2 separate regions of the Mus musculus genome follow, and region 1 is linked to region 2. A link is a loop called in an ENCODE intact Hi-C map of the cell type or tissue named here. Cell type or tissue: heart. All regions are shown on one strand. Links, peaks and the distances in the headings refer to the core of each region. The heading gives the core; the rest is flanking DNA.

The links. Peaks named below come from ENCODE experiments on the same cell type or tissue, not always from the same donor. Only the 100,000 strongest peaks of a DNase experiment are listed, where the experiment ranks them.
Region 1: a loop joins it to region 2, with 35 times the contacts of the local background. A loop is called at or near these places in 3 of 42 quality-filtered maps.

Annotation. Positions count from the first base shown.
Region 1 is chr15:82,544,743-82,560,482 of GRCm38, reverse strand. Cyp2d12 (cytochrome P450, family 2, subfamily d, polypeptide 12) reads right to left here and starts at 5,394. Exons shown (of 9, transcript NM_201360.2): 1 at 5,148-5,394; 2 at 4,111-4,282; 3 at 3,687-3,839; 4 at 3,447-3,607; 5 at 2,649-2,825; 6 at 2,324-2,465; 7 at 1,944-2,131; 8 at 1,421-1,562; 9 at 1,070-1,320. The coding sequence starts at 5,336. The coding sequence ends at 1,130. It also overlaps the pseudogene Gm28023. In heart, for the core only: no CTCF peak of the experiment used is centred there; no DNase peak of the experiment used is centred there.
Region 2 is chr15:82,431,117-82,446,856 of GRCm38, reverse strand. It overlaps the pseudogene Gm46501. Among named protein-coding and RNA genes, the nearest start is that of Cyp2d9, 13 kb to the left of the region's middle. In heart, for the core only: no CTCF peak of the experiment used is centred there; no DNase peak of the experiment used is centred there.

The sequences.
Region 1 (15,740 bases), core at 2,908-10,907, 110 kb before region 2:
ACAGGATGCTGTGACTGAGTCCCTGGCTATCAAGCATTGTTACATTGGGACAGGGGTGCTCCCAGGTTTGCAATTCTATACACACATATCAACAGGTACTTTATTGCTGTCCTTTGGACTCCACTGGTAGAGGACAGATGGAACTTGTGCAAGTTTCTCCTGGCACCATTTATACCAGCAACAGGGATTTAGGCAAGTGGTCCCTGGTTACCTGAGTGTGACTTGGAGTGTGTGGAGATGGGTCAGCCATGTGGATGCTCCATCTCACTGGCGCCCACTAAGCCCCTGGACAGTGAGGCTCCCTGAGGCTCCCTGTGGGCAATGTCCTCAGCCAGAGTCACACTGGTGACTGGGAATCCCACCCTCTGACATATCTGACAGACAGCTGGGAGTGTGCCAGTCTCCCTGAGCTCTGTTGTCACTTTTCCTGCTGCTCCTTTCATCTCTGTCATTCCTATTTTGTCACCACTTAAAGACAGCAAACTTCCTGTCCCTGGGAGTCTTTCCAGTCAATCATGGCACCACAGGGTGTTGGGAACCACCATGTCATGTCTTCAAAGAAGATCACTGCTGACTCTTAGTGGAAGCCTGCTACACCTGTACCAGAGACCCATGGAGAACTTACATCTGCGTGCAGTTTGTCACCAACCTGGTCACCACTATTGGGTCTTAGTGTGTGATGCATGGCCAGGTGTCACTCCTAAACAAAGCCTACCTTTTTGTTCTCTTTCTTCATCCTCCTTTTCTCCCTCCCTTCTTCCTTTCTTCTTTGTGCATCCTTTTTGTAGCTCTGCTTTAGATTTACCAGGAAGAATTTCCTCGTTGCATAGCCCAGACTGACCTAGGGATTGCTGAATATCCCAGGATAGCACCACACACTTGATCCTCCTGATATGGGCTCCAAGTGTTGAAACTGCAGCCCTGTACCAGTGGTCCAAGCTTAGCACATCCTTTCATCGCAAGAGTTATGTTGTCTCTTGGAGAGGGACAAGGCAGGTGGAAACATTGGTTGGAGACTGTTGTCAGAGGACCCAACAAGAGAGGGCTGGGGTTAAAGCAGAAAACAGCAGCAACCACAAGACTAGTTTATTCTACATGACACAGCCTTCCCTGCAGAGCCTGTATGGAATTAGTGTCCTTGCTCACGTATCACAGCACAGAGCTGGTAGGGGGAGGGGGCAACCATAATAGAAAAGACTCTATGGTCACTGGGCTGGGGCTGTCCATCAGGCACTGAGAAGCTAAAGCGCTGCAGGAGGCAGGTGAAGAAGAGGAAGAGCTCCATTCGGGCCAGGGGCTCCCCCAGGCATGATCTGCGGCCTGTGTGTGGAAGAGGGCTCAGTTAGTCTGGGACCTGATTGGTGCTCCACCCGCCAAGGCACCCTGAGAAAAGGCAGGCAGCCAGGCAACCTGCATTCACCTGCTGAAAATGTTATAAAGGCCTCATGCTTCACAAAGTGGCCCTGGGCATCCAGGAAGTGTTCAGGATGGAAGCGGAGGGGCTTCTCCCAGACAGTGTCATCCATATGCACAGAGGACATGTTGGGGAGGAGGATCGTCCCCTGTTAAGAGGCACATAGTGTGAACATGGACTGGGGTGGAGCTGGCAGACCCTGGTCACCAGGATCACATGCATATCTTCTTTCCTGCACACACTGGATCCTCTCTTTCAACCTCAGCCCCTAATCCTCTACACCCTGCAGGGTCCTGTAACAGATCTCCCATTGGTGGCCTACCCAGCAACCATCCCTGTGTGCAATGCTCCATAAAGTGCCCTTTGGTCATTTTCTTTGCCATTTCTCTTTCTTGAGGACTCTCAAAGGCTGCAGCCTGCGTGGACTCCTGTTCTTGTGAACAAGTTACAAATGGGATGTAGTGGTGTTGGTATCTCCTGCCCTTGTAGGATAGTGATCATGATGAAGTAGTATCAGGCCCAGGCCTACCTTGGGGATGAGGAAGTCCTGCACTTCAATGTCACGACTTGTGATGCGTGGCAAATGCAGTGGAACAATGTCCCCAAAGCGCTGCACCTCATGAATGACAGCATTGGTGTAGGGCATGTGGGCCTGGTCTGCCATCTCTGGATGCCTCACCTGCCCTATGACCTCATCGATTTCTTGTTGGACTCTGCCTGGAGGGACAGCATTACCTCAGTGAAACAGTCACAAGGGACTTCCCTGTCTTACAATCATGTTAAGGGTTGAGGCCATGTCAGAAACACCAGTGAGCAGCCCTGGAGTCTGGGTTGAGGTAGCACTGGTAGCCACAATCAACTGACTGGGGACTGTGCCTCTACCTCCCTCCCATCCTCAGTTAGGCTCACGCTGCACATCTGGATGCAGGATCATGAGCAGCAGGGCCCAGGACAGTGTGGTTGAGGTGGTCAGAATCCCTGCAGTGAACAGGTCTATTACCACCATGCGCAGGTTCTCATCATTGAAGCTGCTCTCAGGATTTCCCTTGGCCTGGGCCACACAGAAAGGATGGTCTCAGTAGGGAGAGAAAGTCCCAGATGGCCTCCCATTGTCCCCAGGGCAGCCCAGGTGCTGAGTCACTTGGTGATGCACAGAACCCTACCCATCTGGCCTCACAGCTCATAGGACATCAGCCCACAGTCCCTAGCTAAAAGTCTTGGAGCTGCCAATTGCCTTCTCTATCTCTGCCAGGAAGGCATCAGTCAAATTTCGGGGTGACTGGGCAGGGTCCCAAGTGGTCCTGTTTTCAGTCAACAGGTTATCCACTATGGCGATGAAGGACTTCTGACTTTGCAGGAACTTGTCAGCCAGCCTTGGGATGTGCAGGAGTATCGGGAATGTGTTAATAACCTGTGAGAGACACGGGGGAAGTCTCAGAGGTTCATCTTCATAAAATTAATTATTAGTGAATCATAATCATGTATGGTGCTTATAGGGCAGAGTGTATGGAAGCAAGTGATAGGACAGTGTGTAGAGTCAATTGTCTCTGTTCCACATGGGTCCCAGACATCAAACTGGGGTCAGCTGCCTTGCTTTGCCAGCTCCTTACCCACTCACCATTTTACTGTCTGCTCCGTGCTAGTGATGCTCGGTATCCACCTGGACCAGTCTCAGTTGCCAGCCTCCCTCACAACAGACACAAAGCCTGTTTGTTCCCACCTGTCCCCAGCTTCCTATACAACTGTTAAATTTGAAGAGCCACCTAAAGGTTCTCTCAGCACCAGGTGAACAGAGGAATATTCTACCCTGGCCATAAACACAGACTTTTGGTGTTCCATGCAAATAGAAGGCCCAAGTTCTCTCCCTTTGTGGAAATCCTGATCTTAGTCCACTTCTCCCCTCATGTTCTCAAATAGTTGTCAACAGGCATATCCTTCTGTAGTTGAACCCAAGAAGGCCTCTCCCACAAACTTGGCACAGGGAAGACAGACTGCACAAAAGTGGTTCTGTAGGCTGCCCTGAACCTCCTACCTCAGGAATTAATCCAGAGAGTTCTGTCAAACTATCTTCCAGTACTTTCAGCATCCTGATGAGGTAAGGGTCTTCATATTCAAAGCGACGGGCAAAAATGAGAGATGCAATCACATTGCACGTAGCTTTTTTCAGCATGGTGTTGGGATTGATGTACTGCCCTGGAAGTGGAGATTCAAGCAAGTCAATGGACTGCCCATGTATCCCTGTGCCCAACTACATCCCTCACCCATCACCCACCAGCCTGAGTAGTGAAGGCATCACAGAGGTGGCCGGCCTCCTTGATCACCCACTCCTCCAGAGATTTCCTGCCCAGGCCAAAATTGCGCAGAGAAGACAAAGAGAATCGCCTCTGCTCTCGCCACTCAGGTCCATAGGGTGCAAAGATCATACCTGCAGACACATCTGTGTGTAACCAAGAATGTCCAGATGTGCTGTCTCCTGCTCTCATCAATTCTCCTCTCCTCTGTGTTCTGTCCTGGCCATGAGCCTCTTAAAACCTTGCTATCACAATCCAGTGCATGCCTTCTGGGTAGTCCTCCTGGTTTTCAGTGACTCTGCTGTGAATTGCTTGACCACATCCCCACCCACATTCATAACCTGTGCTTCCTCAGCTTATTCCCACACGTCTGAACCCAAATCCACCATCCACACAGCCCTTTACCTTGGGATCTGGGCTTGAAACCAAGATGCTCAAAGATGGGCACTGGAGGGCGGTCAGCAGTGTCCTCTCCACAGGTCAACAGCACTTCCTTCATTGCCTTCATTCTGTTGATCACAACCATAGGCTTCCAGGCCATCTGTAGGCTAAACACGTCACCATAGCGGTTTTGAAGCTGAAGTAGAGGGACAAAGCACATAGGAAGTAGAGGTGCCCACAGATCATAGAACCAGGCTCACTGAATAACAATGTCAGTGTGAGAGAGTGCAAGGCACTTTCTATGTGTGTGAGTGCACATTTGTGTATGTTTACACATACATGTTTGTGTGTGTGAATTTAAGTATGTGTGTATATGTGTATGTGAGTCCATGCATCTAGCTGTCTCTCTCTGTCTCTCTCTCTGTATTTGTGTGTGTACATGTATATTTGTATGTGTTCTTGTTATTAAACTTTGGTCCTCATGTATCCTGGGAAAATGCTCTTCCCTGAGCTCCATCCCCAGCATAAGGCTGCCTACCACTGTGGTGTCTTATTTTTAAGTTCAGCAAAGTAATCACAGTAGATGTGACACCCCAGTGGTGACCTTGCCAGAGCCAGAAACTGTCCTGGGTTCTTTAGCATGTCAACATTCACTAAGAAACTGGTTTCTCAGGATGGGCAGTGAGGCCAGAGAGCACACAGCAGCAAGAGATTCAGGCAGCCACAGTCCCTCTCTACACTCTGTGTCCTGACTGTCTGTGGTGGTAGACCTCACAGCAGGCAAAGACCTTGTTTTTGACAGGGCCATAATGGACTTGGGATCTCTATGGCTGCTGCCCTGTATAAACACACTAAATCCTGCTGTCACATCCTGCTTCATCTCCTCGACTTTTTCCCCATAAACGTTTGCTCTAGGTACTCCCAGTGGCTGCTACCAAAACATTTCTAAGCCTGTTCCCTCTTGGGGGGTCTATATCCCAGTCTGACCTGTAGTTCAAACCCTACTATGTGCCACTAAGGACACCATAACTTCATATACCATCCATCGCTAAGTCACTCACCTTGTACAAGCTGTATGGCATATTATTTAGGTCTACCTGCAGCAGGTTACCCAGCACAGGCCATGGCACAGGGCCTGGTGGGTAGCAAGAAGTCCAGCTCTGGCGCCGGTGCATCAGGTCCACCAGTAATATGAAGATGACTGTGAATATGGCCACAGACCACAGGTCAGTCCCAGTCAGCAGCTCCATGACTGCCCCACTGCTTCCCAGGCTTCCCAGAGACCAATGAAAAACGCTACATCAAACACCTAGGATCAGGATCCTTCTGCCTTATAAAGGAGTGCCAGGGTTGCCCTTTGTCTTCTGTGTCCTGCCCCAACCCAGTGTTTTGTTTGACCTGGTGTAGGGAGGAGCCAGTGATGTTTAGTTTCTTCCAGAAGCTGCTGATTCTGCTGGGCTGAACATGGAATGCAGATGTCTAGTGGACTCCTGCTTCAAGATGGATGATCTGATCATTCTGTGCAGAAAATTCATTGTTATGCTACCCATGCAATTCTTTGAGGGCTTGAGGTGTTGGGCAGTGGGTGTGGGGGAAAAGAGGGAGTGGGAGAAAACCCCCGTCCCGCCAGAGTTCCGGTGCTCTGGTTGGTCAGACATGGAAGGACTGCCACTTGCTTTATATGCCACCCCAGGTGGGTGTCTGGTTGTAGGAAGCCAGGGACCCCAGCTTGGTGGATAGTGTGAACAAGAGGCAGTAGTAGGTAACAGGTTCTCGGTCTTGGGCATCTCACACTGGATACTGTGGGAGTGCTGAGACAAATGGGGGTTCTGAGGGTGATTCAGTCAGCCCCAGGCCGAGGAGAGGTCAGGGGGAGAGGGGGGTGAAGGGTGGTTCCCACACTGGAAAGAGTCCTTGGTCGTGCCCATGGCTGGAGCACAGGAAGCCCTTCCAGAAGGAGGTTAAACACAGCTCCTTAGGGGAAAGCCTATCCCCTGGTTCAAGCATGGCAGGCCTTGAGGATCAAAGACAGTCTATGGTTTTAGAGCTTTATTGTAGAAAGGCAGGGTGAAAGAGAGAAGGTAGAAAGAGAGAGGGAGGCTGGCAATGGCCACATGGAGAAAGCAGGGGCAAGGGAGAGAGAGAAGGAGGGCTAGAGAGGAGAGTAAGAAAGGTGAGAGCTAAGGAGAGCAAGGAGGGGCCAAGCAGCTCCTTTTATAGTGGGCTGGGATATCAGGTAACTGTGGGGAGGAGTATACCTGGCTACAGTCAGGTAACTTTAGTTGTGTGTGTGTGTGTGTGTGTGTGTGTGTGTGTGTGTGTGTGTGTGTGTGTGTAAAGTCTAGCCAGAATGCCAGAAGCTTGGGACATTCTCTGTGTGACTTATACTCAAAGAATTTTGGAGTTGAGGACTCTGTGGTGTCAGGCACCTGTCTCTGGGAATGTGACTCAGTGTTCTATTCCTTGTAGAGTTTTCTACTGGGTTGCCAAAGCAAGCCTCATTCAACCAAAATAGGCTGCTTATCACAGTCCTACATTGAGGATACTGCCTCAAAGAGGAATGAAACCTCCTAGATCTTCATGAAGCACTTTGTTGGCAGGAAATGAGGATTGACTGGCATCCTGTCAATGGCTTCTGTGTGTGAGAGATCAGTGGAAGACTGTCTCCTGCAGTTGAGGGAAAGAGGATGAAGCCCCTAAGGGCAAAAGAAGGCCAGTCAGGGAGGGAAGCTGGAATCCTTGAGGACGAGTGTGGGCCAGTGGTGGGAAGGCAGGTAAAGCCACTATTGAAAAGTGAAAGGTAGTGGTGCGAAGGCAGCTAAAGGCTCTGTTGATTAGTGAGGGGCAGTGGGGAAGGCAGCTGGAGCATGTGCCATCTTCACTACAGGTCTGTGGTCATCCAGTTGATCAGGCAGCAAGACATAAAACACAAGATTTCTCAAACTCAGCCTGGGAAGCTGAGAAATGATCTGAGAATCTTGTGGGCAGAGGTTGGCTAGTGTTGGTTAGACTTTCATCCCTGGGAGGTTACTGTACCCCTCATGGTGCAAGGCCACTTCAGGACTGTGATCCATTACCATAGTTTTCTCTGGTTAGAGCTTGTTCCTTAGGTGATTATGTTAGCCTCTATCAGCAGACCTGGGAGACTAGTTCCCTCCTTAGTTTCAGTGGTTCGAGTACTCTCTGCTGGCAAGCTCTCCTCTTGCAGGGAAGGTGCCCAGATATTTGGTGTTCGAACCTGCCTCCTGGTAGAAGTTTTTTTCCACTCACTAGAGGTCTTAAGATCCCGTGGAGGGTCCTGTGAGAACCTTGGGAGTGTTCAGAAACTCTGAGTGCAAGGAACCCCGGTGCTAGACTGGACTGGAAGGGATTTGTGCCCCTGATCAGGCCGGCTTATCTGCTTCCCTAGTTAATTCAGTCTCAGGTCCCACACGATTGGATTGGAGCAGACACTGTGTTCCACTCACCAGGGGTCTTAAGATCCCGTGGGGGATCCTGTGGATGTCTTTGGGGGTGTCCGGAGACTCCCCGGGCAAGGATCCCCGGTGCTGGAGTCAATCCCCAACATTTAAAGCTTGTTGAATAAGAGCAAAATCATGTAAGAAAAGCGTTTAGAGAAATCAGCTAACAAAATATCATCCCTATAATGTATAATATACATAGAAAGATGCAAAGTCCTAACTTCTTGTATTGAAGCAACAAACATTTTTTTTTTAAACATAAGACAGGGTTTTTAGCCATTCCTTCAGGCAAAACTATTCCAACAATATCTATTGCTTAAGTGACAAGCACACTAAATACAAACCTTTTACAATCATCAAGATGCAAAGAAATACTATAAAACGAATGTTTTAAATCTGCACCAATTTTATACCTACTTTTTGGAATCGCAGAGCAGGAGATCCCATACTTCCTTTAATCTTTTATAAATCTTGCAATAATCTCCACTTCCTTGATTTTTTCTCAATTAAAAATATGGGTGATTAAAATCTTGAGATATGATTGAATTGTAAAAAGTAGCTAATGGAACATTGGCAGTTTGACTATAATTTTAAAGTTTCTTCTCCAATATTAAAGCATAACCATAATTTTGGAAAGCAAAACCAAATGTTAACAGTGTCTGCTCTTTCTAAAATGAATAACAAGTTCATAAGTATCATGTTACAAAGTTTGGTTTCCAGTTCTTATATATGAATGCATGACTGTGCAGCTTCTAATATCTAATTATTTTAAATCATATCTTTTATGAATCCGGTTTCTAGGACAAGAATTATATAAAATATTATTCCAATTTAGGGATATCTCTAGAGTCTTTTTTCCCTAGGTTGGCTCATTGCATGTATTGTTCTCTAGAATGGCTCCCACTAAGTTTCCAGTTTTAAGCCAAATTTCTGTTACCAATGTACAAATTTTTAGGTACTTGCAGAGAATAGGGTCAGTTCTTAGGTCAAAGCCGAAGTAATAAAACAAGGTAATAAACAAAGAGACCAAGCAGGTCAATAAACATAACCCCTGTTCTCTGTTTTTAGGGGCTTAAGAAGATGACCAAGGTAAAAGGAATGCCACACATTTTTCAGTAGAGATTTCCTTGAGCTTTGTATTAACCTAAATGTGAATATTTTAACTGAGCCTACTTCCTTGAGCCCAGTGACAAGTCCTGGCAAAAATTCTAGAAGCAACCCCAAATTCTCTGCCCAAGGGAGTAATGAACTTGGGGCAACCTTCTACCCAGCTAAATTTAGATCCAGGCATGGTATTATAAGCTATTAATCCCAGGAGGCAAAGACAAACAGTTCTCTGATTTCAAGGCCAGCAGAAAAAAGAGGAAGTTCTAGGTGAAGAAAAACTTAAATCCAGGCTGGGTAGACCCACACCTTTAATCCCAGTGTTTAGGAGACAGGCAAGAAAATCTCTGAGTTCAAAGAAATTTATACTGCAAGTTTCAGGACATCCAAGCTTAGGCAGAGAAAGAGTTGGAAAACAGAAATTTGGTGATAAGGCAACAGAACTCTGCAGCTTTGGCCACGTGGCTCTGGCTTTAGAGTCCATAATAAAAGGAACTACTGGAACAATTGATGCTGGTTAGCTGGAACTAAGAAATTAGTGGTGAATAAGAAGCAAACAGTATAACTTCTGGTGAAGACTTCTGGGAAATGTTTTCTGAGAGCACAAAGAAGCTGTGTTCCAGAGATAGCCAAGTTGGTACCTTGTGTAGTACCTGTACTTGGTAATGTACATTGTACGAGTGATGAAGTGGTACCGATTGTGAAGGCAAAATGGGGTGATGAAGAGCTGCTGAGGCTTGGCACTGTGAGAGGCCATGGAAGGCTTTTGGTGAATGCACAGCCTCAGTTGCAGTTGATGTTCCAGGACTGAAAGGGTCATGCAAAGAAGTCGAGGCTTGAACCCAATAAGAGAGCCTATGCTGAGGAGAAGGGTAATCCTGTAGGAGGACCAGCAGTCTCAAATAATCTGGATCCCCAAGATCTCTCAAACACTGGACCACTAAACAGACAGCATATACCAGCTGATATGAGGCCCCCAACATACATTCAGTAGAGGACTTCAGATCTGTGTTCATTCAGAAATGATGTACCTAACCCTTAAGAGACTGGAGGCCCCAGAGAGTTTAGAGTTCAGGTGGGTTGTGGAGTGAGAGCATCTATGTGGCAAATTGGGTGGAGTGGGGAGGAGGCATGGGATGTGGAGCAGACATAGGGTGGATGGGGGAGGGGAGGAAATGGAATATAGAGTAGAAAAAAATAAATTAAGTATAACATTAATTTAAAAAAGAGAGGCTATTGATGAAGCTTAATTGCAGCAGAAGACTCCAGCACATTGGAGATACCTGTTCCTTGGGATGATCACCAACAACAGCAATATCTGTGGAGTGGATCAACCTGAGCCTAGAATGCTACAGAGGGCAGAACTGGAGAAGTGCTGCCAGTCCTTTGGATTAGTGCAGAAGATCATGTTTGGATCCCAAACACAGAAACAAGAAGATGTAGCATTAAAGTTGTTTTTAAGACCACAAAATGTTGGAGATGACAAAGCCAGGGGCTATGTGCTTAGGAAAGATGCTAACAGGGAGTAGAAGCAGCAGAAGAGAAAGAAGTTTATTGCAATCACCAAAGATAAAAAACGATAGAGAAACCATATATTGAAAAAACCAAACACCCCCCCAAAAAAAAAAGATGAAAAAGGAGGTAGAGATCTGAAGACTGCTTTGACATCAGACATGGAGATGTTTGCAGTTTACCCCAGCTGGTTTCCTGTCTTGACTTGGAGATTACAGTTGAGTTACTGGATGAATCTCAGAAAAGACTTTGAACTTTTGACTTTTAACATTGTTGAGACTGCTATAGACTATGGGGACTTTTGAAGTAGGCCTAATTTATTTTGCATTACAGTATTTTTAGGTATGCCCCTGATAGTCTCATTTGTTTGAACAAGCCTATGGGTTCCAAAGAGTGGAGTGTTATGATTTGTATATGCTTGGCTCAGGGAGTGGCACTATTAGAAGGTGTAGCCCTGTTGGAGTGGATGTGTCACTGAGGGTATGAGCTTTAAGACCCTCATCCTAGCTGACTTGGAGCCTGCCAGGAGCTCTCAGATGAAGATGTAGAACTCTTAGCTCTGCCTGCAGCATGCCTGCCCAGATGCTCCAATGCTCCCACCTTGATGATAATGGATTAGTTTCTGAACCAGTAAGCCAGCCCCAGGTAAATGTTGTTCTTTATAAGTGTTGCCTTGGTCATTGTGTCTGTTCACAGCAGTAAAACCCTAAGTAAGACACAAGTATACTCCCTTCAGTTACATAGGAAAAGCTACAGAATGTTTTATATTTCAGTTCTATCATTCATCTTAGAGTGGTCTTGGAGCTTGGTACCATGGAAAAGGGAGACCACTACTGATCACAGGCCTCTGGCTTGAAGAGTGATCTGCCTTATCTATGTCTATGTGGAAGACTATTGACAGGAGAGAATGAACGATCAATAAATGAAAGGTGAATAAGAGACGGATGCCAGCATTTAACAAGTCACTGAACCAACTTAGTGGCACCCCAATGTTCTTAGACCATTTTTCATCTTCTGTAGACTGGGTCTGAGAGGTCCCGTGTTGCATTCTTGCTGCCTGTTCAATTGGATGAACACAGACCTGTAAGAAAGATGGCGCATGCTCCAGCTGCCTCACTCATTGGCCTTCACCTACCCACCATTACTCTAGCTCTATTTTCCTGTTGCCATTCCCTCTCCATAGTGGTTCCTGCTTCTTTCCCTCAAGTGCAGGAAATAGCCTTTCACTGCTCACACATTCCCAGAAGCCATTGGTTGGGTGCCAGTCATCCCTCATGTCCTGCCAACAAAGTGCTCCATGAAGGACTGAAGGTCTCATTCCTCTCTGTGGTAGTATTCTCAATGTCCCCAAAGCTTTGTAAGTTTGGCATACAAGATGTTTGTTTGGACACAATGATCAGATCATCAATCTTGAAGGAGAGGTCTACTAGTCTACCTACCATGCTCAGCCAAGCATGCTCAGCTCCTAAGAGAAACTGAACATCACTGTTCCCTCTTACACTTGGCCAAAGAAAATACCATATTAGGGCTGGAGGCAGAGGACAAATGGCAACCTTGTCACTTTTTTATATGGTGACAGGGTCCAGGATTAGGGATTCCTGATCCTTGGTGTTATATTGAGTGTTTGTCATTAGTCTCTAAGAAGCCTGGGCAGCAGTCACGCAGCTATGTAACTGCTGACTGGGACTGGCCTGTGGCCTGTGGCCATATTCACTATCATCTTCATATTACTGCAGGACCTGATGCACCACCTAAAGCTCTGGACTTCTTGCTACCCACCGGGCACTGTGCCATGGCCTTTGCAGCTAACCTGTTGCAGGTGGACCTACATAACATGCAACACAGCCTGTGCTAGGTGAATGACTTAGTGGTGGATAGTAACTGAGGTTATCGTATCTGTAGCAGCACATAGTGGACGTCAATCCACAGGTCAGTGTAATCCCCCACAGCCTGAAGCAGGCTGAGCCAGACCTTGACTTTGCTGCCACTAAGGAGATTACCTAGGGTGGAGCCTTCCTCCCTAGATCAATCTATTGTTCAGCCACTGCTGCTGTTCTCCTTCAAGACACTGCTACCTGCTGGGAGGCCACTGAGCTATTCTGGAGACTACACCCTATTCTGCAGCTGGTTCCAGGCTCCAAGAATGAATTGATGGGAATGCCCCCCACCCCCCACTTTACAAGCATATTTGCTATTAAACATTTGAGCTTTGATCAGGAATCTTGACTTAGCTCCATTTTTCTCTCAACCGCCTAGTTCCCCTCTCTTTCAGCCCCAGCCTGCCACTCAGGTGTACCCTGTCCATGTGAGCCGCGGGCCGGCTCCCAACAGGTCAGACAGGGATCTGGGTCCCAACAGGAGACAGGCTTATCAAATTTTGGTGACACCCACTGGAACCTTCTAGAGCAAAGAATTTGAGGATCAAAGTCTAGGGGGTGAAACTGGATATGACAACCAGGTTCAGGCTAGTTTGACTGAGCAGCAGCCAAATCTCAAGTCCCTTATGATTCTGTCAAAGACAAGGTTTTAACACAGTGCAAAGTCTAGTGCACCATGTCAGTCACAGCACTGAGTGGAGAGAGGGGCTATGGATGCCTGAATCTCTTTTTTGCTGTGTCCTATCTGGCCTTACTACTCATGTTAAAGAACCAGAGTTTTTTCATGTGTGATGAAATGCTAAGGGGCCCAGGGACAGTGTTTTGGTTCTTGCAAGGTCACAGCTGGGATGTCACATCTACTGTGATTCCTTTGCTGAAATTAAAACATAAGATGCCACAGTAACAGGCATCCTCACACTGGGGATTTAGCTTTCCCCTGGATATATAAGAACAACACTGACAAGCAAGACATCCAGTCACCCAGACACACACACACACACACACACACACACACACACACACACACACAGATACACAGATACACATACACAAATGCACACCTTCAGAAATATACACGCAGATGCACACCACGAGCCAGAGAGATGGTCAGAGGGTAAAGGAACTTGCCTGGCAATCATGGTGCTTGAGTTTCTCTTCTCAACCCATGCAGTAAGCTGAGAACTGACAGTGTATGCTTATCCCAGACCTCAAAATCATTGTGGTGGCCATAGCTCTCCTCACATCATGTATATACAAGCACACATTGGAGTAACAATGAATTTTATTACTAGAAATATTATTTACTCAACATGTTATAGGAAGCAGGAAGGCCTAGCATATTTTATGGCTGTTACAGATTGTGAAGACTGTGGGGCATTGGGCTACCACCCCCAACAGCCTCCACAAGAGAAGCACGGTCAGTAGTCATGTAGACAAATGGCCCAAGCTTCTGACCTTCAGGCTAAACTCCTCCCCAGTTACCTAGTAACAGTAAAGACCATAAAAAGAGCAGTTCAGTCCCTGCTTGCCCTCTCAATCCTTTGTTCTCTCACCTCTCACTTCTCTCATTCCTCTCTTCTCTTTCCTTTCTCTTTGTCTTCTCCTCTCCTCTCCCCCCCCTCTCTCTTTTTCTATCTTCTCTCTTTCTCCCTGAAGGTCTATAATAAAGCCCTTAAACCATAGAGAGTCTCTGCTCCATCAAGATCTGCTGCACACTCTGGTGAGTGTTGGGAACCTCTTCCCTTATCCCTCTCTCCCATTATCCCAGGGCTACAGAGTGTGGCCCTGGGGCCCCCAGGTCAGGGGCTGCCCCTTGTCCACCCCCCATCGAGTGGGTCAGAGGCTTGGATGCCCACCCGGGTCTGAGTGAAAAGTGTCCAGCATCCCTCCCACATCTGACTGACCAGAGAATAGGGAACTCTGGCAATGTTGGGCCTCTTTTCCCTTCCCCCTTTTCCCCTGGACCCCCTCTTTTTTGTTCCCAATGGAACACACTCCCAATTCTCCTGCACATCCCAGGGTTGCCTGACAAGTCTCCCCTGGGACAATGACATTTCTCACCATGATGGATAAGCTGGTGACTGAGCAAAAGAGGACCTGGGACCCTGACCACCCACTTTGTAACCTGACTGATGCCTTTCTGGCTGAGATGGAGAAGGTGAGACTATGAGACCTGGTGTCCATTGTGCTGTGAATAACCTAGCGACAATGAAGTGTAACTACCTGGACTCATCAGAAGGGTATTATGGGGCACTCCAGTCTCTACACTGAGTCCACTGTCCTGTTATGTCCTAGGCAAAGGGGAGCCCCCAGAGTAGCTTCAAAGGTGCAAATCTCTGTCTGGTTGTCCTTGACCAGTTTGATGCTGGGATTGTGACCACTTCAATCACTCTGACCTAGGGCCTTCTGCTCACAATCCTGAATCCGCGTGTGCAGAGCAAACCTGACTGGGGCTGGAATGAAAGGAGGATAGAGACACACTCCTTAAGATTACTTGGGTCACTTGTGGCTCCCAGCAATGGTTAAACCCGGGCTCCTGTAAGGATGATGGCCATCTTTCTCCTGTGGACTCAGCCTTTAACAGAAAGGTAGTGGAAAGAAAGGGAACCTGCTGGAGCACCTTAACCAAAGTCAGGCTGTCTTTCTGGGCAGAGTACAACAGGAAATCAACAAGGTCATAGGGCATGTGTAGTGACCAGAGATGGTAGACCAGGACCACATGTCCTACTCCAATGCTGTCATGTATGAGGTTCAGCACTATGCAGACATTATCACAATACCTTTGGCACATAAGACTTTTAGTGATGTTGAAGTGCAGGGCTCCCTTATCACTAAGGTAGGCCTGGGACCTGCCAAATTCTAGTCAGTGTTGCCAGCTAGCTAGTGGCATGAGCTGCCCAGTTAAGGAGGACTGAAATTTAGACAACCCAATTCTCAACTCTACAGTACCAACTTCCCCTGGGTAAGTATGGGAATAGAAATAAGAGCAAGAACTGTACACTAGGAACCCCATCTAGAACAAAAAGCAAGGTAAAATATGACAGTCATGGTTGTAACAGTCAGTACCTACAAATACAGGTGATGGTGTGTGTATATCTGTCAATTATCACATATCCCTGCATTTATGAGATGTGTGAAGCTCCTAGGGCTGAGTTTACATGACAGCATCCAGGGTGTGATAGAGGCTGTACTTGTTACCTTGGTGACTATGGTCTGGGGAGCCTCACCCCTGTCTGTGTACAAACGATTTACCTCTTGCTAGGGAACAACAGTCGTCCCTAACCTGTCCTGTCTCGTGTTTATAAAAAGAGAGAGAATATGTTCTGTGGGGTATGGTGAAGAATGGGGGATGGGAATGTCTTAGTGGGTCCAAGCCAAGGTATCCGTTCCCCCTGAGGGACCATCCACATGACAGTTTAGTATAGAATACAGTTTATTCAGGTCATGTGGAGGGTAGTTGGTAGTTAAGAGGTTTAGAGGCAGAGAAAGGGAGAGAGAGAGAGAAAGAGAGAGAGAGAGAGAGAGAGAGAGAGAGTCCAGCCATGAGCAAGTAGTTGGGAGGGGGGAATTAGGGTGAAGGGACAAGGGAACAGAGTGGGAACAAAAGGGCAAGAGCAAGAGGGCAAGAAAATAAGGGAACAAGAGAGAGAGGAGGGGCAAGCAGATCCTGTTATAGTGGGTCAGGCCTGCCTAGCTATTG
Region 2 (15,740 bases), core at 2,503-10,502:
TCAGGGGGTTGAGGGCTTGCTGTGGAGGCACAAGGACTGAGCTCAGATCCTAGCACCTATGCAATCCCAGGCTTGTTGTTGTGTGACAGTGACCACAGGAGTGGGGGCAGGGACTGGCGCATCCTGGGAACTCATTGGCCATCCAGTCCACCTGAAAGAATGGACTCCATGTTCTCAAATAGTAAAGCTGAAGTGGAGATACTGGAAGACATTGACATTGACTTCTTGTGTCCTCACGTGGATGCACAGGCCGGAGCATCAGCACACACACACACACAGACACAGACACAGATACACACACAAAACAGGCACAAGCACACATACTTAAAGAGAGGCACATGTATAAACACATACACAGAGATACAGATATACACACACACAGACACTTACATGCAGAAACACATACAGAGATGTATACTTACATATAACACATGCACATACAGACAATTTCACACACAGAGACAAACATGTAATCACACAGATATACTCAATTCACATCCAGACACATGCACATTCGCACATAAACACACAGACAGATGTATACATACATGGATTCATAGCATATCACATGCCAATGCACACAAACTTAAGCCACATACCCATGAGCACACACATAGGTACCTATGCCACACTTATGTGCCTATGTAAAACACACATGAACACACACAGATATGTAGGGCAATGGGCTATGCAGACAGTCTGGTCTTTAGTCTAGTTGAGGTCTGAACCCCAGTAGAGCCTGATGGATGGTAATTCCCACATACATGGGACAAAAGGGGTTCCCTTCTGCCTCCTGGACCCCTGGATCCTGTCGAATGTACAGCCCCCACAGCCCCCACAGAAGAGGCTCCTGGCTTTCAGTCACGTAGACAATGTCCCAAGCTTCTGACCTTCAGGCTATACTCTCAAGTAACCTAGCAACAGCAAGATATCAAGCCCACTATAAGAGGGGCTGCCTGGCCCCACTTTGCTCTCTCTCTCTTACTCTCTTAAGCTTTTTCTTCCCTTACTATACATCTTTCTCTCTCTCTCTCTCTCTCTCTCTCTCTCTCTCTCTCTCTCTCTCTCTCAGCTTTCTTACTCTCTAGCCTTTCTTCTCACTTTCCTTTCCCCCTTTCTCTCCTCATGGCCATGACTGGTCTCTCTCTCTCTTTCTACTTTCTCTCTTTGCCCCTGCCTCTCTACAATAAAGCTCTAAAACCATTGTCTGTCTCTGTTCTTCAAGGCCCACTGTGCTTGGATGATGGGATAGGCTTTCTCCTAATGAGCCGTGCCTAATCTCCTGTCAGAAGGCCTTCCTGTGCTCCAGCCATGGACCAGACTTAGGAGTCTTGCCTGCATGGGCACCTCTCTCCCTCTGCCCTCTTTCCATATCTCCAGGGCAGAGAGTGTCGCCCTGGGGTCCCTGGTACCGGGGGCTACCCTTTATCCACGCCCCGCTGTGTGGGGATAGTGGCTTCACATGGCCAGATGCCCACCCGGGGCCGAGTGGAAAGCGTCCAGCAGTAGTGCAGGGCCTACCTGCCCAGAGCACAGGAACTCTGACTGGACACAGGCACTCTCTCCCTCCCCCCTCTTTCCCTACACCCTCAGCCCCACACACATATACACTTGGTTATAGTATAATGGAGTACTCTGGCTGAGCATACATAATGACTTGGGGTCTGTGCCCAACACTACACAAAACAAAATAGTACTGCTTTTGAATTTTAGTGAGCTTGACAAAAATGAAAAAAAGACGCTCAGACAAACTCATCAATCTGCCTGGTATGGCAAGGAGTGTGGCCAGGGCTGAAGAGCAACCTCAGCTTGGGGAGTTCTGGGCTGCACAGTCCAGGACAGGTGCTTGAGCCTTGTCAGGCTGTTGGAGACCTTGACTGAGGATCTGGCACATGCTGACAGCAGTGTCTCCTTACACTGGGGCTGAGGACCATGTGCCATCATTTATACCAGCAACAGGGATTTTGGCAAGTGGTCCCTGGTTTCCAGAGTGTGACTTGGAGTGTGTGGAGACCAGTAAGCCATGTGGGTGCTCCATCTCTCTGGCACCCACCAAGCCCCTGGATAGGGAGGCTCACTGAGGTTCCCTGTGATCAATGTCCTCAGCCTGAGTCACACTGGTGACTGGGAATCCCACTTTTTGACACATCTAACAGACAGATGGGAGTGTGTCAGACTCCCTAAGCTCTGTTGTCACTTTGCCACGGTGCTCATAGATGGGCACTGGAGGGCTGTCAGCAGTGTCCTCTCCACAGGTCAACAGCACTTCCTTCATTGCCTTCAGTCCATTGATCACAACCATAGGCTTCCAGGCCATATGTAGGCTGAACATATCACCATAGCGGTTTGAAGCTGAAGTATTGGGACAAAGCACATAGGAAGTGGAGGTGCCCACAGATCATAGAACCTGGCTCACTGCACAACAATGTCAAAGTGAGAGGGTACAAGGAAGTTTCTGTGTGTGTGAGTGCACATTTGTGTATGTTTATACATGCATGTTTGTGTATGTGAATTTAAGTATATGTGCATATGTGTATGTGACTCCATGTGTCTCTCTGTCTCTGTATTTGCATGTGTACATGCACATGAGTGTGTGTCTTGCTTGTTATTGAGCCTTGCTCCTCATGTATCCTGGGAAACTGCTCCTCACTGAGCTCCATCCACATCCTGGTGAGGCTGCCTCCCACTGCGGTGTCTTATCTTTTAAGTTCAGCAAACGAATCACAATAGATGTGACTTCCCAGTGGGGACCTATCCAGAGCCAGAAAACTATCTTGTGTTCTTTAGCATGTCAACATTCATGAAGAGTCTTGGGTCCTTGATATGGGCAGTGAGGCCAGAGAGTACACAGCAGCAAGAGATTCAGGCAGTCACACTCCCTCTCTCCATTCGGTAGACCTCACAGCAGCCCAAGACCTTGTTTTTGACAAGGCCATAATGGACTTGGGATCTCTATGGTTGCTGCTCTGTCCAAACAAACTGAATCCTGCTGTCACATCCTGCTTCACCTCCTGGACTTTGTTCCCCAAAACCTTTGCCCTAGAAATTCCCAGTGGCTGTTACCAAAATATTTCTAAGCCTGTTCCCTCTTGGGGATCTAGATCCCTGACTAAACTGTGGCTCAAACCCTACTATGTGCCACTACGGACACCATAATATCACATACCATCCATCGCTAAGTCACCCACCTTGTACAAGCTGTATGGCATGTTATCCAGGTCCACCTGCAGCAGGTTACCCAGCACAGGCCATGGCACAGGGCCTGGTGGGCAGCGAGAAGTCCAGCGCTGGCGCCGGTGCAACAGGTCCACCGGTAATATGAAGATGACTGTGAATATGGCCACAGACCACAGGTCAGTCCCAGTCAGCAGCTCCATGGCTGCCCCACTTCTGCCCAGGCTTTCCAGAGACCAATGAAAAACACTCCATCAAACATCTAGGATCAGGAAGCCCCAAGCTTGGATCCTGCAACTTTATAAAGGAGTGTCAGGGTAGCCCTTTGTCTTCTGCATCCAGCCCCAATGGTGTGTTTTGTTTGTTTCCATGTAGGGAGGAGCCAGTGATGTTCAGTTCCTTCTAGGAGCAGAGCATGCTGATTCTGCTGGGCTGAACATGGTAGGCAGATGTCTAGAGTACTCCTTCTTCAAGATGAATGATCTGATCATTGTGTGCAAATAATTAATCTGGTATGCTACCTATGCAAATCTTTGAGGGCTTGAGGATATTGCTTCAGAGAGGAATGAGACCTCCAAATCTTCATGGAGCACTTTTTTATCAGGACATGAGGATTGACTGGCATCCAGTCAATCACTTCTGTGTGTGTGTGTGAGCACTGGTCAGCTGTTTCCTACACATAAAGGAACGAGGCTGGAGCTCCTATGGGCAAAAGAAGGGCAGTCGTTGAGGGAAGCTGGAATCCTTGTGTGTGAGTGAAGGCCAGTGGTGGGAAGGCATGTTGAGCCCCTATGGGAAAGTGAAAGGTAGTGGTGCGAAGGCAGCTAAAGGCTCTGTTGATTAGTGAGGGGCAGTGGGGAAGGCAGCTGGAGCGTGTGCCATCTTCACTACAGGTCTGTGGTCATCCAGTTGATCAGGCAGCAAGACATAAAACACAAGATTTCTCAAACTCAGTCTGGGAAGCTTAGAAATGATCTGAGAATCTTGGGAGCCACTAAGTTGGTACAGGAACTTGTCACATGCTGGCCTCTGTCTCTTATTCACTCTTTGTTCTTGGTGGGTCAATCTCACCTGGCAAGAGTCTTCAACCAGGAGATAGGTAAGGTAACTTTCTTCCTCATGCCAGAGGCATGTGGCCAGGGTGAGCCGCCAAGAGGAAGACAGAAAGATGACTCCTGAGCCTTCAAACAATGGCACCTGTGTGCTGGACACTGCTGGACACACCACACATAGCAGCTCACCATTCACTAGAATCAGCAGAAGCTCGGTCCCTGTCCTTGCTGGGGATCCAGACAATTAAAGAACATAGGCTAGGATGTCATTGTGGGATCTAGGCAGGCTCTCTCTTGCACCTCAATGTGCCAGAAGGGAGGAAGGAGCATGGCTGAGCCCAAACCATGGAACACCACAGCAAGGCCTACCCATGGGTCTCCTCCGCTCTGATGTGGATGCCACCCCTGTACTGACCACCTGTGTGCCACTGGAGCCTGGGGGTGAGTCCATGGTTATTGTTTGCCTGGAGCCTCTAAGCCTGTTTCCTTTTCCTGTCCGTGATTCTTGGCCCTGCCCAACCCAGTTGCATAGACTGGCACCATAGGTTGGGGCAGAGAAAAGTGTCTTTCTTAAGCCCCAAGTGGGACTGAAAGGACACCTGCATGGGAGTCAGGACACCATCATGGATCATGGTCAGAAAGGGGATTAGGGAGACAACTTGCATAGGTCACTGACAGACTCAGGTTGCTGGGTTCTTCCTGGTTTGCTCCAGGGCACTTCCAGGGTATGTTCTGGTGCCTGATGCTTACACCCGCATGCCAGTGCTGGGATGGCACCTTCAGCCTCTCATCTCTACCTGAATGTGTCAGAAATGACATTATCTAAGAGAAGCAGCAGTGCTGACTGGGTGCTGGTCCCAGTGGGGGATGGGCTGACTCAGGCTGGATTTTCCTGCATCAGGTAAGTGAGCCCTTGTGAGGTAAGTGCAGACAGGTGAGGGATGTCACACACTGTGTTCTGTTATGGGTTTCCTCTCTGATTCCAGCTCTTGGGAGAGAATCTCGATGCTCTGCTATCCATCTGTCTGCTGGCACAGTTCATTTCTATTCATCCTCAGTCCATGTCATTTATGCCTTGTGAACGTGCAGTCTGTCAGAGTCATGTGAGTTCAGGTGTACTGGGGCCTGGATATTCATGTCAGCAGCACAGGTGTGGCAAGTCCACAACAGGATGCTGAGTTCTGGGTATCAGGGGCAGGGGGTCTCCCAGGATTGCAATTCTCTGCAGTCATGTGTAGAGATAATTGATGTCTTTTGGACTCCCTGCAAGAGGACAGATGGAAGCTGAGCACATCTCTCCTGTGCACTGTTTCCCTTTCTTGCCTTTGAACGGTCTCATTTCACTGGAATGGTGACCAGCAGTGAGTCTCAGAGCCATCTTTAGGTCTTTTTCTTTTCCTAATCACTCTCAGAAGTGGGATGTGACTCATTAGGACAATTGTGACTCTTGAGGGAAGACTTGGGAAAGCTTCGTTTGGGCAAAGGATGGCAGAGGTTGGAGAGTGTTGGTTACCCTTTCATCCCTGGATGGTTACTGTACCCCTCATGGTGCAAGGCCACTGCAGGACTGTGGTCCATTGCCATGGTTCATTACCGAAGAAATCTGAAGCCACAGGATAATTGCTTCAGATAATTCACTTGGTATGAAATAAAATGTAAAGTATTGAGAATAAACCTCATATATGATTCCTGGAGGAGTATTTTGTGTATTCCTAAAATGCACACAAAGGGGACTGCTGAGCACGATCATGACACTGGCCAACCTCCATTTCTACCTCCAAACTGAAGAAGAAGCTGGGGTTTGTAAAACTGTTTTCAGATCCAAATAGACTTATGGTCAGAAAGAACATAACACAAGCATCAAAGAACTAAAGCCAAACTGGGTTTTTGTAATAGTATAAAACGACCCATGTCACAGGTCATTGCCTGGTTGATGAGATGGCTTTGTGGGTAAATATCTGCCTCACAGCCCAATAGTCTGAGTTTGAACTTTTGGTGCCACACAGTAGGAGTGTCTTAACTCCTTATGGTTCAACCAACTCTCTGTTACCCCGGAATAAACATGTGGTACACACACCCACATACACCTAAATATATATGTGCAAATGCTCTTTAGCAAGGTCACTATTAAAAGGGAGGAAAAGAAACAAACCATGGGATGAAGGAATAATGGTAATCCAGAGGTCTGAGAAGACATTAAGTGTCAGAAATAAAATTGTATATCAGATATCTATAGCAAGCATGAGCCAAAGGCTTGCACACACATCTGTGCAAAGTGAATAGACAAGCAGCCAACAAGCATATAAACAATGCCACTGTCACTTATCATTAGGACAATGAGGTCAAAGACACACTTTGTGGTTCAATCAAAACAGCCCTAGAAACACAAGATTCCAGGGGGCAGAGCTTGCAGAGCTTTGTGCATTCTTCAGAGAGTGTCACCCAGAACTGAGGACAACTGTGGAGGAATTACTCAACAAATCTACTAAGGATGCTATCACCCAGGAGTTCCCCTTTGAGAATATATAAAGAAGGCAAAGGAGGCTCCTCCCCGAAGGGTCATTGGCCATCTATGGCCACAGTTCCATGGTTCACAAATGTACAAAGACAGACAGACAGACAAAAAAAGTACAGGAGTGGTCCCCCTTTTCCATGATACCAAGCTCCAAGACCCTTCTAAGATGGCTGATAGAACTGAAGAACAAAAACATGCTGTGGCCTTTCCTATGGGGATGAATGGAGTGGACATGTGCCTTAGTTAGGGTTTTACTGCTGTGCACAGACATCATGACCAAGGCAGATCTTATAAAGAAACACATTTAATTGGGGTTGGCTTACAAGTTTAGAGGTTTAGTCCATTTTCATCAAGACACGAGCATGGCTGTGTCTGGGAAAGCATGGTGCAGGCAGAGCTGAGAGTGGTACATCTTCATCTGAAGACTGTTAACAGAATATTGGCTTTCAGTTAGCTATGATGAGGGTCTTAATTCCCACACCCACAGTGACAACCCTAATCCAAAACTACACCTTCTAATCGTCCCACTCCCTGGACCAACCATATACAAACCATAACATTCCACTCCCTGTTCCTCATAGGCTTCTTCAAATATATGAGCCTATGGAGGCCATACCTAAACATAGCACAATGCTAATTGTATTTAGTCCAACTTCAAAGGTCCCATAGTTTATAGCAGTCTCAACAATATTAGAATTCCAAAGTTCAAGGCCACTACTTAGGTTCCCACTATTCACTTAACTGTGATCCCCAAAGCAATACAGGAAACCGACTGGGTAAACTCCAAATTCTGCATCTCCATGTGTAGTGTCAATGCAGTCTTCAGATCTTCAACTCCTTTTTATCTTTGTTTACCTCAACAAATTTCTTTGTCCTGTACTGCTTCCATTACCTGTTAACAACCTTTCTCAGCAGATAGCCCATGGCTTTGTCATCTTGAACATCTTGAGGTCTCCAAGGCAAGTTCAAAGTTTTGGGGGCCTGAATAAACAACTCTCTGTGGCTCAGGAGCACTGTTTCCCAGCATTAACCCCCAGCCCCATGTATCTCAGTCATGGGTCAGTCTTCTACTTATGGAGATGACTTGGTCTACTTCACAGTAAACAGAAACCAATATCTCTACATAGCCAGTAAACTGACAATTTCTTAGTAGTGACCCGTAGCATATGTAGACTCTCCCCTCCCCAATCCCCCATTTGCTGGCTCCCGCTGTGGCTCGTTCAGCCAGTTTGCCATCTGAAAAATGGGTCTGACCCTGACCTGCCAGGGACTCTGTCTACTGCCCTTCTCTCTCTTGCATTTGCTTAAGGTTCCCCTGGGGGAAAATGTGTCTTTTTCCATGCCTTGTGTCCTGCCATGGGCTCTGTTTGTGAGACATGCTTTCCCACGCACTTGACCACCTGCTTCCTTCACCAAAGCTGCCACTGGGCTCTGCTTGATTGTCCACTATCATAGTTGCTTTTAGATGTCCCGCTGCAGATGCAAGAAAAAACAGCTTTTACCTTGTCTGAGAGGCCACTCTCCCACGCACAAGATGGACATCCTTTCTTCCCCCAGCCTCTCTCTGTCACTCTCTGACTGGGACTTATAAAGTGAGTGCTAGCAGAGCTGCATGCCACAAGAATAGTGTGCTCTTTGCTGGGATATGTAACACCCTATTTCCGGGCCTCCTTTCCCCTCCCCTCTGTGGACTCCAACAGTCAGAAGCACTGGGCTGTAGCTTCCAGCTGTTAGTAAGATGTCCCAGTGCCTGTTCAAAGTAAACACACCATTGCCTCTACTGCAGCTGCCATGTCTGCCACTGCCAAGCAGCAGAGCTGACCTGACTGACAGGCTGCCTGACCCACAGCATCAGCCACCTCCACATGCCTGCAATGTGGTACCACTGCCTCAGCTGCCACCACGGGGCCTGCAGTGTGGTGCTATGGGGACCTGTAGGTCCACAGCACAGCACTGTCCCGCCCATAGTGAGCTCACCCTGACCTGACAGGAGGGAGTGGAAAAGGGCCACTCTGTGCCCCAGCCCCACCAACTGAGGTCTCACTGCAGAACCACTGCCACCCACTGGCCACTGTAGGACTCATAGACTTCTGCCATAGGAGCTGCTGCCACCAGTTGTGGTCCACAGTGTGGAACCGCAATATGCCATCTGAGTTACACGGTCAGACGGACCCACACCAACCATACAGTTCCCTCTTTCCTGCTACCCTAGAATACACACATTTCAATGCCCCGGTCTTTATGACCTGCCTCCTAGCTGACATACAAGATAAGATTTAGACCCTTGGATGACTTCCCTTCTTGAAAATGGTTCATAACCACTCAGGGTCTTATAGCCATTCAACAATTCCTAGATCTAGGTTGGACTTCTTTATGGTGAGTCCGGGACTTCGCAGAGCTCCTGGATATTAACGTGATGACCTGAACTAGCCTGGCTGTACACTTGTAACCTGGTACTGAACTCTTTTCTGGACCCTGGTTGAAATAGTTCAGTAATATCCCCATGATCCAATGGGTGCAAGATTGTCTTTAAATGTATCACCAGATATACCCTTCTCCCAGCCTTGAGAAGGCTAAATAGACCTTAAGTATTTGCAAAAGTTGGATCTTAATGACCCAGGTGGAGTAAATGTCCGACAGGGGTAGACTGCCTGCTGATCCTGATTTGCAGCCTAATCCAGCTGAAACAACATAATCCAGCTGTGCACTTTCCCTATACAAACCCAGAGCTGAAAATGAAACTTTGAGCCTTGATCAGAAACTTTTGTCTTGGCTTCATCCTTCTCTCACCCAACCTTTTTTCATCCCCAGCCTCCCTTTCAGGTACCCAGTTCTCAGTAGCTGTGGGACAGCTACAGCCAGGCACCCCACTGGGATGTCTCCTAGAAAATCTCAAATATCTGAAGTTAACACCAGATTTGAGGACATCAAGACTAGTACACCTCTACAAAAAGGTCTATATTCAGTAAGCACTAGATAATGGCTCCAAATGGTCACTTAATGGTGCACTCAGTAAAATTATTTTAAGGGATCTTCATATATACTGCCAGCAATCTGTTAAACATAAAGACGTTCCCTATATCCAAGCATTTATCTACTTATGCTCCCACACCCTGTTCTCATGACCTGCATTCTCAGTTCGTGTCACAGTCCTGAATCTGCCTGGACAAACTCACTTTATGTCACCATGATCTAATTCACACCCTGAATGCTATGATGTAAACTCAGCCCTAGGAGCTTTGCTGTTCTCATTAATACAGGGATATGTGATAAGTGACAGATATACATTCATTGTCACCTGTATTTGTAGGTAGTGGCTGTTACATCCACGCCTGCCATATTTTACCTTGCTTGCCTTTTTAGGTGGGATTCCTAGTATACAGTTCTTGCTCTTCTTTCTATTCCCATACTTACATAGGGGAAGTTGGTGCTGTGGAGCTAAGAATTGGGTTGTTTAAATTTCAGTCCTCCTTAACTGGGCAGCTCATGCCACTAGCTACCTGGCAATACTGAATAGAATTTGGCAGGTGTCAGGCATACCTTAGTGATAAGGAAGTCCTGCATTTCAATATCACTAGAAGTCCTGTGTGGCAAAGGTATCGGGATAATGCCTGTATAGTGCTGAACCTCATGTATGACAGCATTGGTATACGGCATGAGGTCTGGCTCTGCCTCTCTGGCCACCACACATGCCCTATGACCTCATCTGTTTCCTGATGTAGTCTTTCTGGAGGGCAGCATGACTTCAGTTAAGGTGCCCTAGGATGTTTCTCTTATCTGTCCACTACCTCTCTCTTAAAGGCTAAGTCCATGGAAGAACTACGGCCATCGTCCTTACAGGAGTCTGGGTTAAACCATTGCTGGGAGCCACAAGTGTCCCAAGTAATCTTAAGGAGTGTGACTCTACCCACCTCCTCTTTTCATTCCAGCCCCAGTCAGGCTTGCTCTGCACATCCGGATGCAGGACCATAAGGAGCAGGACCCAGGTCAGAGTGATTGAACTGGTCACAATCCCAGCACCAAACAGATTAAAGACAACCAGACGTAGATTTGCATCATTAAAGTTACTCGAAGGGTTCCCCTTTGCCTAGGACAGAGCAGGACAAGCAGACTCAGTGTAGAGACTGGAGTGTACCATAATATTCTCCTGATGACTTCATTGTCACTGGGTTATTCACAGCAAAATGGACACCAAATCCCATCTCAGCCAGAAAGGCATCAATCAAGTCACAAGGTGGCTGGTCAGGGTCTTAGGTCCTCTTGGGCTCAGTCACCAGCTTATCCACCATTGTAAGAAATGTCGATCACCCAGGGAAGACTTTGTCAGCCCACCCTGGGATGCACAGGAGAATTGGGAATGTGTTCAGAACATGTAACAGCCATAGAATATGCTAGACCTTCCTGCTTCCTTTAACGAGTTGAATAAATAAGATTTGTAGTAATATTTACTATTATTCCAATGTGTGTTTGTGTATACATGATGTGAGGAGAGCTATGGCCACAACAAGGATGTTCAGAACCAGGAGAAGCATACAGAGTCAGTTCTCACCTTACTACATGGGTTGAGAAATAAAACTCAAACACTATGCTTGCCGGGCAAGCTCCCTTACCCTCTGACCATTTCTCTGGCTCCTCTTGTGCATCCCCATGTATGTTTGTGCAGGTGTGTGTGTGTGTGTGTGTGTGTGTGTGTGTGTGTGTGTGTGTGTGTGTGTGTCTTGCTTAGTGTTGTTCTCATATATCCTGGGAAAATGTTCTTAACAAGCTAAATCCCCAGCCTGATAATGCCTATTACGGTGGCATCTTATGTGTTAAGTTCATCAAAGGAATCACAGTAGATGTGACATCCCAGCTGTGGCCTTGCAAGAGCCAGAAAACTGTCCCAGGGCCCCTTAGCATTTCATCACACATGAAAAAATTCTGGTTCCTTGACATGGGCAGTGCTGCCAGATAGGACACAGCAAATAGAGATTCAGGCATCCAAGCTCCTCTCTGAATTCAGGACTGAATGATGCACAAGACTTTGCAACATGGTAAGACCTTGTCTTTGATAGCATCATAAGGTACTTGAGACTTCTTTGTCTGCTCTTTGGTCGTACGTGCCTGAACTCTTGCCACACCCACTCCAGTGGAGTCTGCATGACAAGTCCAAAAGCTTGGCTGCCGTCCTGAGGCAAAAAGTTTCACAGAAACTGGTCTCCTGGAGTCTTTGGCATCGCATAACACAGATATGGTCCAGATATGTCATTGTGATAGTCTGATGAAGGGTTTTGCATGCTTTCTTTCATTATTGTTTTATTATAAGTGCCTCAAAGGAATGATTCAACAAATAGCTAAGTTAGATTGAACATTGCTTCCTGGCCTCCACCAGTGTTCCAATATTCTAGGCAATCGTTTGAGCCAACCTTGGACTTTGATTTCGTAAGAATGTTACTTATTCAGACAAAATGCTTCCAGTGTTGAAAGAAAGATAGTGAACCAAATCAGGCATTGAAGTTTACTAGATTAGAGTAGAAATCTCAGAGCAAGTTCTACAAAATAAGCTTGGAATTCTCATTACAGTTGTGTATAGCAGACTACATTACATATTAGAAGAAAGTTGGTGGGCTCCTCTGATAAATAAATGGAGGTTCCCTACAAATACTTAAAATAACAACTAAGTCACTCCCATATGCAGAAATTTACAATGGCCTAGGAAGAAGGTGGGTTGTGGTCTAAGAAGGAACTAGAGTAAATACTTAGAATAACAGCTGCGTCACTCCCATATTCAGGAATTTACAATGACCTAGGGAGAAGATGGATTATACAGTAGAATAGAATTGGAACTATGGCAAGGGCATGAAGCCCTTGCCCCTGGCTTCTAAAAATAAGCTGACCTTAGGAAAGGCTGATTTTTATTCCAGTTGTAAACACTAATTTTTATCCAAGTTGTAAACACTGCCTGGTTCCTGTTAGCTTTTATTTACGAATTTTTCTGTTTTGTGAAAAGACTCATTATGCATCGGATGACCTTAATGTATTACCTAACTTTCTAGTTTTCTTCTGTAATATAAGTCTGATGCTTAATTTGAGAAATTACATTCAGATCCAGCACTCCCTTTTGTTCATATCTGTCACTCGCTCACTCCTTGCCCACCTGAATACCGGGACCCTGATTTCTCCCAAGGGTTGAGGGACTCTAACAGAGCCAGCCCATAGCAAACCCTGTTGTCACATCCTGCTTCACCTCCTAGACTTTGAGCACCAAATCTTTTGCTCTAGAAAGTCCCAGGGAATGTCATCAAAAATTGCTAAGACTGTCCCTGTTGTGGCCCAGATCCCTGTCTGATATGTGGCTTGACCGCCACTATGTGTTGTTACAGATACCATAACCTCAGTTACCATCCACCACTAAGTCACTCACCTTGTACATGCTGTGTGGCATGTTATGTAGGTCCATCTGCAGGAGGTTACCCAGCACAGGCCATAGCACAGGGCCTGGTGGTAGTGAGAAGTCCAGAGCTGGTGGTAGTGCATCAGGTCCACAAGTAATATGAAGATGACTGTGATTATGGCTACTGGCCACAGTTCAGTCCCAGTCAACAGCTCCATGACTGCCCACTGCTACCCAGGATTCCTAGAGACCAATGAATAACACTCACTACTACACCTAGGATCAGGAAGCCCCAAGCCTGGAGCCTGACACCATTTAAAAGAGTGCCAAGGTTGACATTTCTCCTCTGCCTCCAGCCACAATCCTGGGTTGGTTTGTTTGTTTGTTTGTTTGTTTGTTTTGTTTGTTTGTTTGGCCAAGAGTTGGGAGGGGCCAGTGATGTTCAGTCTCTCCCAGGTGCTGAGCATGCTTGCCTGAGCATGATAGGTACTGAAAGACCCTGACAGAATGTAAAAGGTCACAGAAGCCCTGAAATTGGCAAAATAGATTTCATTGTTAGCAGAACTAGCTTCACTGATTTAGAAAAAGAGGTGCACAATGCTCTGGCCGTTCCTTGAACCCGTGTGTCTGCCAATGTTTTGACCGTTCCTTGAACTCATGTGTGTGCCCACTGATGAAGCCCATTGCCAGGTGTTTGTGATATTGGTTGCTGGGGAAGAGTCGGAAAATCTCTCCAGAAACCACAGCCGGGGCCAATCTGGAGTTACTGCACCTGCACCAGACGCTTTCCTTGTACCCCTCCCATACCCATTTCTTGAGAAATCATTTTAGAATAGACATTGTTTAGCTCTGGAAATTCCCTACTTCCCCCTTCTCCTTTCCCCCCTGAAGACCTATAAAAATAGGGACCCCTTTCCCCTTGAGGTCGACTCCTCTACCCCTGCGTGGGATACAAGTCATCCCCAGAGCTCTGGCTTCCCCAAATAAAGCCTCATGTGATTTGCATCAAGTTTGGTCTCTCATGAGTTCTTGGGGGTTCACTATTATCCCGAGACTTGAGTGAGGGTCTCCCTTTGGGGGTCTTTCACCTTCACCAAAGTCCTTCCATGGCTTCTCAATGTGCTAAATCTCAGGTACTCCTCATGGCCACATTTTGCCTTCAAATCTGGCACCACTTTGTCACTCTTAAAAAGTACATTACCAAGTACAGGTGCTACACAAGGTGCCACCTTGGCTATCTCTGGAACACAGCTTCTTGTGCCCTCAGAAAACATTTCCCAGAAGATTTCACCTTAGTTAGGCTGGTTACTTGCTAATCACCACTAATTTCTTAGTTTCACCTAACCAACAATTGTTCCAGTAGTCCCTTTTATTATGGACTTTAAAGCAAGAGCCACATGGCTGAAGCTACTGAGTTCTGTTGCTTGCTGAGGCTGAAACATGGCACCCCTTTTCTATTACCTTATCACAACTATCTTTTTTTTTTCAATTTTTGTTTTGTTTCAAATTTTGTTTTAATTATTATATGATGGGGGGGGGAGCGGGTTTCTTTCCTGTTCCAATCTATTTGGAGTTCTGTAGATTTCTTGTATGTTCATTGGCATCTCTTTCTTTAGGTTAGGGAAGTTTTCTTCTATAATTCTGTTGAAGATATTTACTGGCCCTTGAATTTGGGAATCTTTATTCTCTTTTATACCTATTATCCTTTGATTTCCACTTTACAATGTGTCCTGGATATTCTGAAAGTTTTGGGTTAGTTTTTCGGGTTTTTTTTTTTTTTTTTTTTTTTGCATTTTCTTTAACTGTTGTGTTGATGTTTTTTATGGTGTTTTCTGAACCTTAGATTCTCTCTTCTAACTCTTGTATTTTGTTGGTGATGCTTGCATCTATGACTCCTGAGCTCTTTCCTAGGTTTTCTAACTGCAGGGTTTTCTCGCTATGTGATTTCTTTATTGTTTCTATTTCAATTTTTAGACCTTGGATGGTTTTGTTCATTTCCTTTGACTGTTTGTTTTGGTTTGGTTTGGTTTTGGTTTTGGTTTGTAATTCTTTAAGGGATTTTTGTGTTTTCCCTTAAGGACTTCTACCTATTTACCTGTGCTCTCCTGTATTTCTTTAAGAAAGTTATGTCCTTCTTAATGTCCTCTACCACCATCATGAGAAGTTATTTTAGATCTAAATCTTGTTTTTCCAGTGTGATGTTGTATCCAGGACTTGCAATGGTGGGAGAATTCAGTTCTGATGTTGCCAAGTAACCTTGGTTTCTGTTGCCTATGTTCTTATGCTTGACTCCCACCTTCTGATTATCTCAAGTGCTACCTGCCCTCACTATATCTAACCTGTCCTTCCTGTGATCCTGGTTGTGTCAGAACTCCTCAGATTTCAGCTGTCTCTGTGATCCTGTGATTCTGTGATCCTGTGATTGTGAGATCCTGGGTGTGCCAGAGCTCCTTGGAGTCAAGCAGCCTCTGGGATCCTGGTGTGGCCAAGATCCTGGGATCCTGGGCATGTTAGAGCACTTGGGAATGAAGCTTCTTCTGAATTTTGTGGGACTGGCTGCAAATTTCATGCCAGTCCCAGATGCACCAACCCCGTCCAGAAGATACCCATCCACTGGTCAGGTGGA